Regions from separate parts of the Homo sapiens genome. Here region 1 is linked to region 2. The links are chromatin loops, found by intact Hi-C in ENCODE. Cell type or tissue: dorsolateral prefrontal cortex. All regions are shown on one strand. Each heading gives the region's core, and the rest is flanking DNA. Links, peaks and the distances in the headings are about the cores only. Region 1 overlaps PTPRK (protein tyrosine phosphatase receptor type K). Region 2 overlaps PTPRK (protein tyrosine phosphatase receptor type K).

What was found. Hi-C counts contacts between places; a loop is a spot of excess contacts. Peaks named below come from ENCODE experiments on the same cell type or tissue, not always from the same donor. Only the 100,000 strongest peaks of a DNase experiment are listed, where the experiment ranks them.
Region 1: it touches region 2 in a loop (2.4-fold over the local background); 1 of 110 quality-filtered maps calls a loop at or near these places.

Annotation. Positions count from the first base shown.
Region 1 is chr6:128,411,412-128,414,229 of GRCh38, reverse strand. All of the region lies in intron 1 of PTPRK (protein tyrosine phosphatase receptor type K), which reads left to right. Among named protein-coding and RNA genes, the nearest start is that of PTPRK, 110 kb to the left of the region's middle. In dorsolateral prefrontal cortex, for the core only: no CTCF peak of the experiment used is centred there; a DNase peak (open chromatin) is centred at 1,409.
Region 2 is chr6:128,313,645-128,316,462 of GRCh38, reverse strand. All of the region lies in intron 3 of PTPRK (protein tyrosine phosphatase receptor type K), which reads left to right. Among named protein-coding and RNA genes, the nearest start is that of PTPRK, 210 kb to the left of the region's middle. In dorsolateral prefrontal cortex, for the core only: no CTCF peak of the experiment used is centred there; no DNase peak of the experiment used is centred there.

The sequences.
Region 1 (2,818 bases), core at 183-2,682, 98 kb before region 2:
GGTAAAATCTTGACATTCCTTCAGGTTCTGAAACTCTAATACTAGGAGTTGGAGAAAATGTGGACTTTTTCTGTGAGTATCTATTTACTATTATAAGTATATTTAGGATGAATAGGATTGTGCCTTAGAGTTTGGGGAGTATCACAGGGAATTTGTTGCTCTACTCAGTCCTTCTTAAGGGCTGAATGAATCTACTTTTATTTTTCTCCCAGTTGTGACCCATGAGCTATCAGAATCCCAGTACTATAGTTTCTCTTTTCTTTTAGTGATTTATTAACTACTGTTAGTCTTTTTTTAATAGGGTTATTAAGGTCAATTAAATAGTAAGGAAAGAGAAAACTTAAGTAGACATTGGTTTGAGTAAGAAAAAGGCAACAGAAATAAAACCATGTTTTGAAAAGTTGGGTCAGTATAGGAAGGTAATCCTTATAAAGTGATCATTCTAGGTAGGCATCACATTTATACACCCGTGGACTTCTTACTAAACTGACCTAGATTGTGGTGACCTGTGCTTAAATGATTCTTAAAGTCATTCTCAATTCCGATTTCCAGTGGTTATGTTACATTCAATAGGGTGTAGCCTTTGGAAAGATCTAATTTCTCAAATGTGCCGTGCCATTCCATCTGAATAGTCCAGTGATTTCAAAGACACCACGGAGGAATACCATTGATATCACAGAAGTCCTGTCCTTTCTTAAGATGAAGAGTATGAAAAATATCCAAGCAGATGCAGAGAGGCCATCTGTCTTGAGACTCTAGAGGACATTCCTATACTGGGTGGAGAATTGTACTAAGTGGGCTTGGGAGTCTTTCGCAACTCCTCACATTTGATTTTTTTTTTTCATTTTAAATAAATGATCATTTAGAATAAGTAGAGCTCTGCGTTTTCCTTGAAAAGTAGGATGGAATTCATGAAAGGGACCAGCGAATGTTCTCTTATGCCCTGGTCTGTGCAGTACTCTATGCAGACAGACACTTGACAGATACCCTTGATATTTCCTTTCTCTTCCTTTGTGGGATTGCTTTGAACTCTGTAGGAGACAGTTTAGAATATAATTGCCTTGTCCTGCTTTAGGGATATGTAGGCGGGCTTAAATACAGATATTCTCAAATAGCTGGTTCTAGTAAACTAAATGCCCTTCCTGAGGAAATATATGGGTTGTAGATGCTGAAATAAACTAGGTTAAAAATATTTATTACACAAAAGAGATGCTAACTGAAAGAGGCACACATCCTTGTTCTCCCAACAGTTTCTCACTTGTAAATGGCATCTCTAAAGGGTTGTCCAAATTCCTAGTGTGGGCATGTAGAGTAGACAGCTGAGTCACAGCTGCTGAAATGAGACCATGCCTCCCTCCCGCTCGTGAAGGGAAGAAATAGGGAGAAAGGAGTGCAAGAGAATTAGTGCCAACAGCTTACTTAAAATTCACTGGCTTGAGAAGTCTATGAGATTCCTGGGCCAACCGGAAGCCATTACTCTACCACGTGGAGTGTCTGAAGCATGAAATCTGCCTTTCCTTAGAGAACTCTTATCATTGGCCATAGTTTGTACAAAAATGTATCTTCTTTCTGCAGAGATCTTTCCTGTATTGCAGGAATGCTAGTGTTCTCTGGCCTATCATATGAGGCTGCTGGCCTACCATTCTAGTTTGCATTTTCGACTTGGTGATACCTGGCCAGCATGTTGGCTTTCTCCTGAAGTTTGATGTTTCTCTTCCCCTTGCAGTACATATTTGAAAAGAAGTTTGGAACTGCCAGCTTTGCTTGGATTTGAACTATGGCTTGGTGCCTTACTAGCAATGAGACCTTGAACAAATTACTCAAGCTCTCTCTACCTTAGTTTCCTCATCAATAAAATGGGAATGATAATAATGCCCAACTTTTTAGGTTGTTGTGGGGATTAAATAAATTGTTTCATATTAATGTACCCCCCACCAAGGTGTGGGGATTAAATGAATTGTTCAGATTGCTTAGAACATTGCCTGGCTTGTCGCCACTCTGCCATCAATGGCTGCTGAATATCCTGTATTGGAAGTAGCATTGAAGATGATTGGAAAGAGATATTAATTTACCAGCAAATTAACACTCCATCTCATAGAAAGAGCACTAATAAATTAAGATCTGCTCCATATCACCATTACTAATATTGTTTTAGAATTTTTTATGGATTTAAATAATTTTACACACATACAGAGGAAAACAAACAGTATTATTTAGACATTATGAATTTATACTTAGAAGGCCCAGTAGCATCAATTGTAAAATTACTAGATTTAGATCATTAGCAAAATATTTGAGACTGCAAATTTTCAAAAAGAGGTGACTTTTCCAAATATCATCAATAAATTATAAGAAAGTATAATGTGGGAAAGGCTAGAAATAAATATAAACCAAAATATTAGCACTTACTACTTCTGGTTTTTGGGAATATATGTGATCTTTTAAATAAATTTAAAAAGCCCTATTGTTTACGTAGTATTTACTGTGTGCTGTGAACTGTGTTAAGTAATTTTTGTATTTTAAAAATAGCTATTGGCTTTACACTTCATTTGTGTTCTGACCAAATATTTTCATTAGTCCCCTTTGAGATCCATAAAGCCTTTCTGAGTTTTGTGAATGTAATGCAGCTAAAGATTATAATTGTAAAACTGCATTCCAAATGGCACGTATTGTAATTTGCTGCTACTTATATCTGCTTGAAGCTGTCAATATGTAGAGAATAGATTTGATCATTGAACTGAAGTAAAACTGCTCTCAATTTAGGAGTGAAAAATTTTAAGGCCCCACCTACTTTCTCTCTGGGAAAAGATGTTTCTGT
Region 2 (2,818 bases), core at 92-2,591:
TGGCAGCTGCCACAGTACCCTTCATTGTTTCTTTTGAGAAATATTTCCATAAATTAGTCCAATTCCCTTTCAGTAACTGATTGAAAAATAATGAGCGGTCAGGAGAAATAAGCATTGTTTGTTCAATGCATGATTTTTTCTTACTTAGGAGTTTGTTTTATCTAAGGGGAATGAGGAAGACAGATGCTAAAAGGAGCAGTGGAAGAGATACCAGTTCTTTGCTTATGTTCTCAACTAGCACTCACTTTGGTTTGCTGAATCTGAAAAAATACATTTCTGATTTCTTGTTTTGCATACTTCTTTATTAATTATTTAGCGTACATTGATCAGGCAGATAAATGTGAGAACCATTTCCGTCTAATCAGTTTAATGATGTTTCTGACAATGCTATACTGTTTCATATAATACATGACAAATAGATAACAATTTAAAATTATTTTTGTCTTCAATTATGTTGTCTGCTGACTTTGATAGTTAATTGGAATTGGTCTAGTTTTTAGGGCTTTCCAGTTTTTGAACAACTTGAATTTTTGTGTGAACTCTGTCCATTTTCATTTCAAAGACTTATTTTTCTTCACTTCAGTGTGTATATAATATGTGAACAAAATATTGGTGTTATAAGGGACAAACAAAAACGAATACGTTTTTTATCTAAAATTTAACTTTTGTGCTGTGGTGATTTCAGTTTCAATTCTTAGAAAACAAATACATTTTTCATTTGAGAGAATGTGGGAAGAAGGAAATATACAGCAAATGTCAGACATTTGTAGTCTTTTCAATTTTATTATTCATTACATAATATTACATAGAATCTAATTATTCTGTTGTTAGTGGGGTTGGAATATAAACGAAAACAAACTTTGGACACTAAATTTTACTCATGTAATCTAGTGGACAATTTATAGTTAATTTTAGCTGTCTTGATTTTCAAAAGGTGTTCTTAAAACTATCATTATAAAACTAGCTACTACATGTTATTTCTGCATTTAGTTATAAATAATCATTGCACACACCACTGGAATTCCCTTATGAGAATTAGATTCTTAATATTCTTTGAATGATCTGTTAAAAAATCATTCTTCTCAGCCCTCTAGAAGCAGTAAATCAGTTCACATTTTATGTTTAAAAATAAGGTCTATAGTCAAATTTATACCAAGTAATAATTCAATAAAATAATAAAGAATGAAAAATGTCTAGTACCTAGAGACAAGGTTTGGTTCAAGCTTAAATATCTTTAGATCCTGGCATTTTGCAACAACATCACAAATATAATAATTAGAAACAGATACCATGGTTCTCTGGGCTTATATTTATTAAAAGACACTTTTGGTTTGGTTGTAAACTTTAGTAATGTAAGGCTTACAAAGAGATGAAGTCAATTTAGCTCCATAAATACCAGGATGAATTTCTGTGTTTTGTTTTTGGTTGTTGTTCCTTTGTTTGTTTGTTTGTTTTTTTCTTTCATTTAACCCCCTCTTTCTATGTCTTGGGGGGTTGGAGTGAGACCCATTGTAAGCAGAACAATAAAGAGAACCAAATAATTGTTTTTCTGATACGTATATTAGACATTGTGACATGAAGTGTGAGAATTAGAAGTAGAAGGTCTCCTTTTTTTTTTTTTTAAATAGTGGTGGAGAAAAAAGTAGAGGCCATTTTGTATATTGGGTAAAGGTTTGGATTAGTTCTCATTTGACCTGTGTTTAATATCCATTATCACATGTTCATGTCCATTCTGTCAAGGCCTCCTTGCTCACTGAGTGACTATGTTGTGGGACTTCTTGAGTTTCAGTCCCTGCAATATGGGATGATAGCTAGTCTACTGTGATTTATTAGGTTCACAAAATTGTCTATTTAAAGCTCTTATTTAAAAATAACAGACACCAACTAGAGCTAGTTAAGTAGAAAAGAGACAGAATTGAAAAGATTTGGGAATCACTCACAGCATTTAAGGGAAGTGGAATTCCCAGCCTGAAGAAGGCATAGGACCCAATTAGATCTGAAGAAAACAGAAACACTTTCTCTCTGAAGGACTGCTGTACTGACTTATTTATTTTATCCATTTGGTGAGTGGTTATTGAGCAACCTAATCCATGCCAGGCACCCTTCTGGGTGCTGGGGTTGGACAGTGCTGAATAAGTTTCAAGGTTCCTATAGTCCCAGGAATTCTACTCTAGGGGTCAGAGCCAGTGGGGGAGAAAATCCAGATAAATAAATGAGAAAAAGATTAGAATACAACAAGTGCTAAAGAAATAATTAAAATTTAAAAAATATGAAAGCAGAAGTCTTAGAAACTGCATTAGACCAGGTGTTCTAGGAAGAACTGTCACCTGGAGATCTGAATGACAAAAACGAACTAGGCATGCAGAGATCAGGGGAAATACCTTAGAGACAGAAAAAAACCAAGGACCTAAATATGGAAGGAAATTGGCATTGCAGAGGGACAGAGACAGATACAGAGGTCAAAGGTTACCTTTTTCAAGATGAGATGGGTAGATTCCAGTTATGTGAGCTTTGCAATCTGAGGAAAGAATCCTAATGCTTTCAGATAATTTTTATCAAGGGACCCTATTTACTCATTCTTAGTCTCATCTTGTACGTGCTTCCCATTTATATTTTTCTTTAGTCTTTTTTACTGTTTACTCACAGCTCTGATTGTGTCTGGTCTTGATAACGGTAATTTCCTATTTTCTCTCACCTTAAAATCTATTATAAGTCAATTACTTGTTGGGAGATGCTAATTTGCTGATATTGAGCTCCTCAGATTTTGCCAGTGTTTCCTTTAAAGTCAAAACACTCAGCCTTTATTTGAGGTCCTTCG